Linked DNA regions of Homo sapiens: region 1 is linked to region 2. A link is a loop called in an ENCODE intact Hi-C map of the cell type or tissue named here. Cell type or tissue: endothelial cell of umbilical vein. All regions are shown on one strand. Each heading gives the region's core, and the rest is flanking DNA. Links, peaks and the distances in the headings are about the cores only. Region 1 holds the start of LOC124902349 (small nucleolar RNA U13). Region 2 overlaps ABL1 (ABL proto-oncogene 1, non-receptor tyrosine kinase).

Region 1 (5,373 bases), core at 107-5,106, 400 kb after region 2:
TGGGTGGGTGATGGATGGATGGATGGATGGATGATGGGTGAATGGATGGGTGGGTGATGGATGGATGGATGGCTGAATGGATGGATGGATGGATCGATGGATAGCTAATGGAGGGATGAATGATGGATGGATATGTGGACGAGTAGATAAACAGAGATAAAAGAGGGTGAGTGGGTGCATAGATGGACAGAGAGATAAAAGAGAAGGGAAGGTATGTGGGTGGGGAAGAGACACTCCACCTGGATGGGAAGGTGGGTGGGTGGAAGAGGGCGTGGGGGAGGCAGAAAAACAAGAGGGTTCACACACCTGAGAGCAGGATGATCTCATACTCTTAGAAGCAAGAAGACACACTGGAAGGGATGGGATCCCTGGGGCAGGAGCATCCACCACTGCCCTCCACATCACCGCCCCACTCCCAGCCCAAATCCCTGCCTCCCGCCTGGTACCTTTTTGGCCCCAAGCTTCAGTGCCTTCTTCCTGGCTTCCTCGAAGTCTTCCTTCTGGCCAATGTTGGCCTGAGAAGCAGAAGCGGAGAGGCTCCGTCAGCCCCTGGGGGGAGCCCTGAGTTCACACCATCCGCATGCAGCAGCCTCCCACCCCCTGCTACAGAGACAGCTTCCATTCCATGGCCAAGTCACAGTAAGAAGGAAAAAGGACAAAGCCCAAGGCCTGGAGAGGTGAGATTCTTCCAGGAGGTGAGATTGGGAGCTGGATTGTAGCGTGGTGATGGCTGGTGGCTTCCATGGGTTGGAGCATTGGCTGAGCCTGGCCCTGGCCACACAGGCTGCTGGGAGACAACCATCTGCTGTCATTGCTGGAAGGTCTAGGGTTCTCCTGAAACTCATCTGTCTTTTCCAGAAAACTCTTTCTCAGCCAGTGCAAAGATTAGCTTGTCAGGGCCTTCCTAGCCTCCAGCTCTCCTCCCTAGTCAAAGGCCATGCCTTGGCCATCCTGAGGCAGCTGAGAGGCGGGAGGCAGAGAAGCCCGTGCTCAGGAACTTCCAGCTCCGTCCCTGTGGCCAGTGCCCTGACCTCGGGGTCTGACAGCCCCTGTCTAGACACTGCCATGTTTCCTGCTGCCTGGACTCTGGCCTGCTGCCCAGATCCTGGCCTCAGCCCTCACTCCCTTCATTCGGCTCACCAGACCCTGGAATCTTGCCAAAGCCCAGCTGCAGGTGCTTATCTGAATCACATTCAGCTTTTAAATCCCCCAGGTGGTAGCCCAGGGGTCTATACGCCCAGCTCCAGCTCTGATTGCCCCGCTGTGCTACCTACAGTGAGATGGATACACCCTGGGCTCTTTGCAGCCCCTCAAAGCTGTGCTCTCACCCACCAGGTGACTGTGAGCAAAGTATTTCTTCCCCTGGGCCTCACTTTCCCCAACCTGAATGACAAGGGCATTGGGCGCAGTTAGACATGCCAATATGCCGGCAAACAAGCCACTTTTGGCAAGAGCTAAGTTTTGTCTGTCCAGAGACCCAGGCTCACTTCCTCTGGAAACAGAACCTTCTTTCCTGGGTGGACCCCATTCCACAGGGATGGAGAGGAAGAAATCCCGCCCACTGAAGGAGTAGGCTCATGGCCCAAGCCTCGCACCCCATGATGCAGCCATAGGGACTAATGCGTGGTGGGTCCCCATGGGCCCTACTGGGGGTAAGCCCTCCTTTTTGGGAAAGGTGGGCTATGAGGGTGACCATGAGCCTTGCCTGCCCTGTGGAGAGGCCAAGAATGAAGCCAAGTAGAGTTGGAGATAGATCTTAGAAGCACCTGGATCCAGCCCTGCCTGAAGCCATCCTACCCCTGGAGTTCTCAGTTGTGTGAGCCAAGAATTGTCTTTTCCCTTTCCTTTTTGCGTAAGTTGGTTTGAGTTCAGTTTCTAAAATTTGCACCTAAGAGTCCTGAACAGCACAGCCACACAGAGAAGGACTCAGAGCTGTGGCCAGGTTCAGTCGAAGAGGAGCTAGTTTGAGAGGGATGACTCCTATGGGCCCTGGATGAGGAAGTGGCTTCACACATAACCCATCACCTGTGACCTATTTCCCATCCCAGAACCAGGTGATCCCCCAGGGTCCTTCCAGCTCAGGATTCCACAATCTTTGCTGAATTACTGCAGGCTGACAGCATACTCTGGAGATGGGAAGACTGTGTGCCTTCCCAGGGCTGGCAGCAGGTCCCAGCCCATGCCTCTCTGCAAGCAGGCTAAGCCAGCAGCACTGCCAAGTTCACTTCTGTGCCCTCCCCGCGCCTCCATCACCTGGCTCTGGAAGGCATCTCAAGGATGGCCAATTTGCAGATGGAGAAAGTGAGGCAGTACAACGAGAAGCTATTTTCCTAGTTCCAGTTCAAGACAGGCTTCGAGAGAAGAGGCCAGGCTTGAATGAGTGACGGTGAGCAGACAGGCTGACAACCCAGACAGAGGCTGGCAGGGGGCAGACAGGACAGGTTGCAGGACACGCAGGAAGACAGACACCCAGGTCGCTCCCTCACCAGATAGGCAATGACGTCATAGCCTTGTTCCTTCAGCCACACGAGGATGCACGAGGTGTCCAGGCCGCCACTGTAGGCCAGAACCACGGAGCCTTTGCTGGACATAGCGTCTGGCGGGAGTCGAGGAACAACCTGAGTGACCCTGAGACAGCCAGTGCCCCCCGCCAGCCCCTGCAGACAGCCCAGCCCCGACCTTGGCCTTGGACAGCCTTGTCTCCTGGGCAAGCTGCCACTGAAGGTCGGGAACAGGATGTTCACCTTCAGTGCCTGCCACCCCCGGGAACCCTGACCTCGCACACTCTGCACACAGCCCCACAGACCACACTGGGGCCTGGGAATGCTGACTGCAGTCCTAGGCTGGTCGGGGAGAGGCATCTCTTGGACCTGATCCTCCAGCATCGAGGGAAGGCGGCTGAGGCTGAGCAGTTTGGCCCAAGGCCAGGATGTGAGGAATGCACGCAGGCAGGAGATGTGGGAGGGGCCTTGGCTCTGAGCCTCTGGCAGCTGACACATCCCCCATCAGAACTGCTCCTTGCCAAGCACCAGGCAGGGCCCTGGGAGCCTCAGCGGGATCTCCCTGTGCCCCTGAGCCCCCACTACAACCTCATGAAGTAGGAGTTGTCATTCCTATTGGGGAGGCAGCCAGCAGGGCTCAGAGAGGTCAGTGGCAGGCTCAAGGTCACAGAGGGCACAAGAATCTGTGCTTCCCCAGCACGCAGTGCCGCCGCCCACCTGCAGGTGGAGAAGGATGCTGTGGGGCAGGGGCCCAGCCCCAGTCCCTCTCCTACCTGCAACCCCATGGAACCTTCACTGGCTGGAATTTTAGACATCGTGTCTCCAAATGTGAGCGCCTCTGAATTCAACTCTGCCAATGCCCAGTTTGGAGGGGCTCAGAGACCAACTTCCCCCAGTGTGGAGGTAGAGAAACTGAGGCCCAGGGAGGGAAGGCGATAGACAGGCAGAGGCCTAAGACCTCTGCAACCAGCGGCCCTTCCCGGGGGGACAGATGGGCACGAGGGCTCTCTGCAGCCAGGCCCTCTGCAGCCGGGAAGTGCCTGCGGTCTCCCATCCTGCCCCACCCTCCGTCACAATGAAGCCTCCCGAAGGCGCCAAGGCCTCCTGTCTCCTGATCTTTGCAGCCATGCTTCTTCCCCGAGGGCTCTCCCTGAATCCTGGGCTGCCCTTGGGCTCGCCCTGCACCCCCCTCCCCCACATGCCTCCTGTGGCCCTGGGCTTGGGCGTCTTCACTGTGTCCAATTTGCTGAACAGGAAACCAGGGTTAGGGAGACGAGGTCACCTGCCCAGGGTCATCGGATCAACAAGCAGCAGGGGCAGATGTGGGCCCAGGCCTCCTGGTTCCAGCCTCCGTGGACACCTGGCCCCAGCATCCCGCATTTCCCAAATGTACAGGGCATGTTTGTTCTGCCTGGGAACGTTTCCACTGGAGTCTGACCAACGTCACAAGGTCAGAGTCACCCAGGGTCTTTATTAGACACTACTGGGGAAGTGGAGCCCAGAAGGGTCACCCGGCCATCACCATTGCAGTGATGCAGGCATCGCTATCCTGAGCACTCTCTGTGTGCCTGGAAGCTCGGGGAGAGGAAGTGCCTTTCCCAGGCCTCCCGTCCTCTGCTGCAGAGCCTGGCCGTGTAGCCAGGTGGACTTTGGAGCTCCGTCACATGAGAATTCAGTCCCGTGCATGCTGCACGGTCCCACCTGCCAGTCAGCCGGGGCTCACAGGCCTGTGCTGCCCTTTGGACTTAGAAGGGGAAACACCTCATGGACCATGCAGCTGGGGCAGAGAAGATGGTTCTGGTCGGTGCCCACAACGTCCCTACTGGGCATTCAACCCCCTGCCCCTGAGTTGCTGGTGACTCAGCCAGCCCTAACCCTGGAGCCAGCAGGTGGTATCCATGGCAACTGCAGCCAGGCAATTGGCCATGCAGGATGGAGGGAAGGAGGGAGGAAGGCAGGCAGGGAGGACTTAAGGTGGGCAGTACCTGGGATTGGAGGCGTGAGTTCCCGGCGTCTGGAATCTGTTTTCACAGTGCAGTGAACCACTCTGCAAAAGCAGAGCTACTCAGCTGCCTGCAGGTAGCCTGGGCCATCCCAGAGGCCCTAAACCTTACTTTCCAGCCGCCCAATCTCCTGTGAGCAGCCTCACTGAGCAGAGGAGGTCCAGGAGCCCCAGAGCCACCTGTCCTGCCTCCTGCCTCCTGCCCCCTGCTCCAGAAGGCATTCAGGAAATATGTGGAAGCCTACCCCTGTTTGCGTGTGATGGCGCGGGTGGTGTGGTTGGGTTGCGGGAAATTCTGTTGTATGTTTTAAAACAGCTCTATTGAGGTCTACTTGACATATCATAAATTGCATTTTTTAAATATCAGATGGGTAATGTGCCAACATCATAACAAAGTTTGAGGGTGGCACCTCACACACACACGAGAATACCCAATCAGCACATTCATCAACTACAAAAATAATCGCATATTTTTTTGTGTCCAATTTAGCAAGTTTCGGCGTGCGGATGCGCCCGTGACATCAACACCACAATCAAGGGAATAGACATGTCCGTCTTAGGCTAAGCCCTTCCATCTGGGGTTCTCTTCATTTTAGAGTCAGGAAAACTGAGGCTTGGGCTGAGGAACTTGCCCTGCATCTCGTTTGACTGGTAGGCAGCAGAGCCAGGACTCCAACTCAGATCAGCTCGGCTCCTTAACCCCCTGCTCATAGGTACAAGACCACCACTGGAGACTCAAGGAAGGGAAGTCCTGGGCAAGTGTGATCTGATGATGCTGGCCCAAGATTCACCCAGCTCTGAGAGTCACCCCTGCTCCTGCCTCCTCCCAGAGGCACCTGGAGCCAAGAGAGGCAGCTCCACAGAAACACG
Region 2 (5,373 bases), core at 202-5,201:
GAATGGCGTGAACCCGGGAGGCGGAGCTTGCAGGGAGCCGAGATCACGCCACTATACTCCAGCCTGGGTGACAGAGCGAGACTCTCTCAAAAAAACAAACAAACAAACAAACAAACAAAAACAAACAAAAAACAACAACGTGATCCCCACCCCCATTTAGTGTACATTGGTTTGGTAGTCTTGACTGTAGGGCCAAAGACTGTCCTTTGAAATGTAGGTATGTGGGGCTGGGTGCGGTGGCTCATGCCTGTTATCCCAGCACTTTGGGAGGCCGAGGCAGGCAGATCACCTGAGGTCAGGAGTTTAAGACCATGCTGGCCAACATAGCGAAACCCCGTCTCTACTAAAAATATAAAAATTAGTTGGGCGTGGTGGTGCACACCTGTAGCCCCAACTACTCAGGATGCTGAGGCACGAGAATCGCTTGAACACAGGAGGCAGAGGTTGTAGTAAGCTGAGATCATGCCACTGCACTCCAGCCTGGGCAACAGAGTGAGACTCCATTTCAAAAAATAAGTAAACAAAACGAAATGTGGACATGTGATTAGAGCTTGATGTTTTCTTCTGTAAGTCCTCCCTATAATGAATATATCATCTCACTTCCAGCTTCAATTTCCTACAGATGGAGGGAGAACTTAGAGCCATTCACTACGCATTCCCACTGTCAAAGCTTTCTAGATTTCTGTAATTCATTCCAATCATTTACTGTTGTCTTACACCTAATTCTGTAGTAATTTGTTAAATTTATCTTCCTTTACTGAGTCTTTCTAAAGCATTCATCTTAATTTTCCTAGAAACAATTCTCTTTTCACACTTGCATTTCATTGGTTTCATATCAACCAAGTAATTACAACAACAGCTATATCTGAAAGAACCAGGCTTGGAAACAAACATGACTGGCTCTTGTGGACAGGAACATATGCAGCAGCAGACAGTGGTAGTGTGGCTACCCCATCCCATGTGCCATGGGGCACAGGGACTATGGAGGCATGTTTTATAAGGAAGTGAAGAGTGCCGGTCAATTTAGCAAGTCAGTCAAGTGGAAGCCAGTTACGAGCTTCCACTGTCATTATATTAGAAAAACTGTGAGGCAGAGCATTCTTGACACACAAGGACTTTACATACCAACAAGAAAAAGAAAAATCCCTCCACTATGGAAAAAATGGGGCAAAGCCACGAATAAACAATTCACAAAAAATTTACATTATCATTAAAGGCCAGGTGCGGTGGCTCACACCTGTAATCCCACCACTTCGGGAGGCCAAGGCGGGCAATCACTTGAGGTCAGGAGTTTGAGACTAACCTGGCCAATATGGTGAAACCCCGTCTCTACTAAAAATACACAAATTAGCCGGGCATGGTGGCGCATGCCTGTAATCCAAGCTGCTAAGGAGTTGAGGCAGGAGAATCACCTGAACCTGGGAGGCAGAGGTTGCAGTGAGCCAAGGTCGCGGCACTGCACTCTGCCTGGGCAACAGAGTGAGACATCGTCTCAAAAAAAAACAAAAAAAATTACCATTAAACATGGAAAGTGTGTGAACGCTTGATAATAATCACTGAAATGCAAATTCCTTGCCAAATCTGCAGATACATCTTTTTGACGCTGACAGCCAGTGTGGGTAAGATTTCAGAGAAACGGGCACTCTCATACAATGCTAGTAGTAGGTGTATAAATTGAGGGCAACTGGAATATGAACCAGAAGTCTATAAAGAATTTAATATCTGATTTACCTCTAGGAATTTATCCTAAGTGATCAACACAATTATTTCTATACACTAATTTTAAACAACAGCACAGAAAAGGGCAAGTACAAAATATCTATCAACACAGGATAAGTTAGTTTATGCTGCATGCATAAAATAGGATATATTTTAAAAGCCACTCAAAATATTTTTGGAAAAAATATTTAAGTTTGAGAATATACTCGCAATAATATATTAAGTGTTTATATTACATTCCAGTATATAGGCATGGTCCCAACTATGAAAAAATAGAAGACGAGGAGGAATTTCACCAAACTGTGAACAGTAGTTAACTCAGGGTGGTGGGATTTTAAGTGCTTTAAATTTACTTTTCTTTTTTTTTTTTCTCGAGACGGAGTCTCGTTCTTGACACTCAGGCTGGAGTGCAATGGCGTGATCTCTGCTCACTGCAACCTTCACCTTCCGGGTTCAAGCAATTCTCCTGCCTCAGCCTCCTGAGTAGCTGGGATTACAGGTGCCCGCCACCACACTCGGCTACTTTTTTTGTATTTTTAGTAGAGATGGGGTTTCACCATGTTGGCCAGGCTGGTTTCGAACTCCTGACCTCAGGTGATAAGCCTGCCTCAGCCTCCCAAAGTGCTGGGATTATCGGCGTGAGCCACCGTGTCTGGCCTTACATTTTCTTTATACTTCTCTATATTATGGTATATTTCTCACAAAAAATGTGGATTGTTGTTATTACTAGAAAACAATGACAAACATAAAAAAGCTTTAATAGAAGCCAATTGAAATTTTTTTTTTTTTTTTTTTGAGTTGGAGTCTCACTCCATCGCCCAGGCTGAAGTGCAGTGGTGCGATCTAGGCTCACTGCAACCTCCAGCTCCCAGGTTCACGTGATTCTCCTGCCTCAGCCTCCTGAGTAGCTGGGATTACAGATGTGAGCCACTGCGCCTGGCTAAGTTTTTTTTTTTTTTTTTTTTTTCATTTTCAGTAGAGACGGGGTTTTGCCATGTTGGCCAGGCTGGTCTTGAACTCCTGGTCTCAAGTGATCTACTCACCTCAGCCTCCCAAAGTGCTGGGATTACAGGCAGGAGCCACCGCGCCTGGCCCTAAACTTACATAATTGATAATTTAACATGAAAAAGCATGCTGGGGAGGGAGGCTTCCTTCAGGCTGTCCTGAAAAGGCACTTGAGTGCCTCCCTCTGGTGCGTCAACCTCGTGGCCATGAGCATACAACTTTGGCAGACCAGGCCCACACAGGAAATTAAACCAAAGTCATGAATACAGAAATGCTTTTCTTCTCAAATGCCATTTGACCTCTTCTATCAAACATTCTGCCGCATCTGGATTTGATCAAAGTTACATAATCGGGGAAGTGGCCTGGAAAACACCTGGAATAAGCAGAATGCAGATCCCCGCCCAGAGGTGGCCATCCACTTGAAGTGTGGGTTAAAGTGGGATGGTCCCGAACATGTCGACAGATGCTGGGAATGTTATGCAAGAGGATGAGGCCTTTGTTAGGAAGGAAAGGGCCTCCCACTGCTTTTTGATTCAACAGGACGTCAGGCGATCCAAGGCAGTCTCTCGACTTTCCTCTCCAGTTCTTGCTCTATTCCACAAATTAATGGCTAAAGCCCAAAGGGAAGTATTGCTCATGCATGCCTCTGGACCGAGACACTGAAGTGTAGCCACAGTCCAACACCAAAACCTTCCAGTCAATTCCCAATCCAGGCTGATGTCAAAATTGACTCACAATGTATAAATGCCAAGTTACTTGCTTCATTTCATAGTGAACTATGCTCGTCAACCTTAAAAATGATCACAGCTTACAAGGCCAAAGTTGCAGAATGTACTTAAATCTTTCTTGCTTAAGACACAAACTTTCCACCGGTCCCTCTGTCAGGAAGCAAGATTCCCCTAAAGAAGGCTGAAGGCTTCATTCAAAAAAAAAAGATGCCCCAACTAGTTCCCTTCTTCTGTTCTTCCAGCAGATCTTTTTGGCTATTGTCTTGGGAAATAAATTTTAGCATCTGCTATTATTCTTAAATTTTTTTAGTGAACATTTTCTGCAGCCTCCTTTCTGAGTCATACTTTAAACAGATTTAAGATCTGGATCTAAGATCTGGATCTTCAAAAGTGCCTCTCACTCCACTTAAAACCATATTGTTATTTTGTCATAATGTTAACAAAAAGGTTTCCACTCACCAACTAAACTCAGAAAAAATCACTAATTAGCTAGTTGAGCACCGAGAACAGTAATACATCTAAAAAATGCCTCAAACCTCTAAAAAGCTCTGGCTCTGTCTATGACAGTATAAAATTATTTGGAAATTTTATAAGAACCAGGCCACAGAATTCACTGGATCTGTGCATGATTAACTTGTTTAGACAGTATTCTAAGAAAATGGTTTGGGTCTTTAAAGTAAAATTGAAAGATCGTTTTATATAAAAATAATCCTTTCTCAAAGCTGTGAGTCACTGATGAAAAATGTTTACAAAAGATTCTCGGACATGGCATATCTGGCCTAGACTTCCAGGGGCTGCTGGTGCTGTGCCAGACGCTGGCGAACAGTCAGGGAAGGGAAATGCCCATGAACCCCAGTACCGGCTACTTCACAGCCCAAGGGGGGACTTGACCTCCAGGAAAAACATCCCCGGGAAGCTTCCCACCTTCCTGCTGGCACTTGTGCCCAACATCATAGTTCCCACTAGAGTGCAAGGCGGCCAGCTATGGAGCATTCATTACTGTTCACACTGTGGGCTCTCCGGAAGGTTCTTGGAGACGGTTCAGTGTGGGGGGGACAGGAGGATGGAGCATGTCAGACGTGACAAACGTTCCCTTTAATTTTGCTCACATTCAATTATTTAAACTTGTGCTGCTTTATTCATATTTCCTTTGTGGGTCCTTCGCTATTATCCTCCAGTTCAAGGAATCTCTGTAATTTAAAAATCTATAAAACAGATCCTTCTAAAAAGAGGCTTCGTGTTTTATTTCATACTCCGTTCCAGCGGATGAGATCATGCTCAGACTATTCTCAAGTTATTTTATAACAGTCTCAAACAACTTTTCAAAATATGAGCTTAGAGGAAAAGTATTATTTCCCACATTTTGAGCTTGATGAAAGTCATTTTATCTATTTCTACATGGTCCTTTATTTTGTAATTTACACCTTCACCCAGAGAAGTTAAAATTATTAAAACACACACACACACAAGCACACACACACACACACACACACACACAGACATACGTTTAACTGAACACAGCCTTTGTGTTATCTTCAAATCCCAAAACACTGTGTCAGCTGCTAGGGTGCAGGGAGGGGCAGGGCAGTGGGGGAAAGACGTAAAGAACCAGCAGTAGCCCCGCTCCTTGGAGAAACACAGCTGCTGAAAACTTACAGACTCAACAGCAAAAGTCTAACGGAAGGCCAGCGCTGTCCTGTGGATGAATTTTTTTTTTTTTAGATAGAGTTTTGCTCTTGTTGCCCGGGTTGGAATGCAATGGTGCATTTACAGAGGATTGCAAAGGAGAACAGTCCTCAAAAGACTTTTTGAAACAGTCCTCAAAAGACTTTTAAAAACTTGTAATATAGCTCTTATTAATGCCTTAAATAACTGTCTCTTTATTCGCACATTAAATAACAAGGTCCAGTGGCAACTATGT

The links. A loop is a pair of places that touch in the nucleus more often than their neighbours do. Peaks named below come from ENCODE experiments on the same cell type or tissue, not always from the same donor. Only the 100,000 strongest peaks of a DNase experiment are listed, where the experiment ranks them.
Region 1: it touches region 2 in a loop (4-fold over the local background); 3 of 110 quality-filtered maps call a loop at or near these places.

Annotation. Positions count from the first base shown.
Region 1 is chr9:130,449,447-130,454,819 of GRCh38, reverse strand. It overlaps ASS1 (argininosuccinate synthase 1), which reads right to left. Exons shown (of 15, transcript NM_054012.4): 2 at 2,487-2,596; 3 at 447-515. The coding sequence starts at 2,591. It overlaps LOC124902349 (small nucleolar RNA U13), which reads right to left and starts at 4,964; the gene lies at 4,865-4,964. RefSeq lists enhancers at 837-1,337, 2,812-3,513 and a silencer at 2,804-3,098. In endothelial cell of umbilical vein, for the core only: a CTCF peak has its summit at 3,216; DNase peaks (open chromatin) are centred at 1,109 and 2,919.
Region 2 is chr9:130,845,659-130,851,031 of GRCh38, reverse strand. The region is part of intron 1 of ABL1 (ABL proto-oncogene 1, non-receptor tyrosine kinase); the gene reads right to left. Among named protein-coding and RNA genes, the nearest start is that of ABL1, 13 kb to the right of the region's middle. RefSeq lists a silencer at 3,076-3,370 and an enhancer at 2,962-3,584. In endothelial cell of umbilical vein, for the core only: a CTCF peak has its summit at 2,915 (motif pointing left); DNase peaks (open chromatin) are centred at 3,311, 4,291 and 5,011; H3K4me3 peaks cover 244 bases; H3K27ac peaks cover 2,801 bases.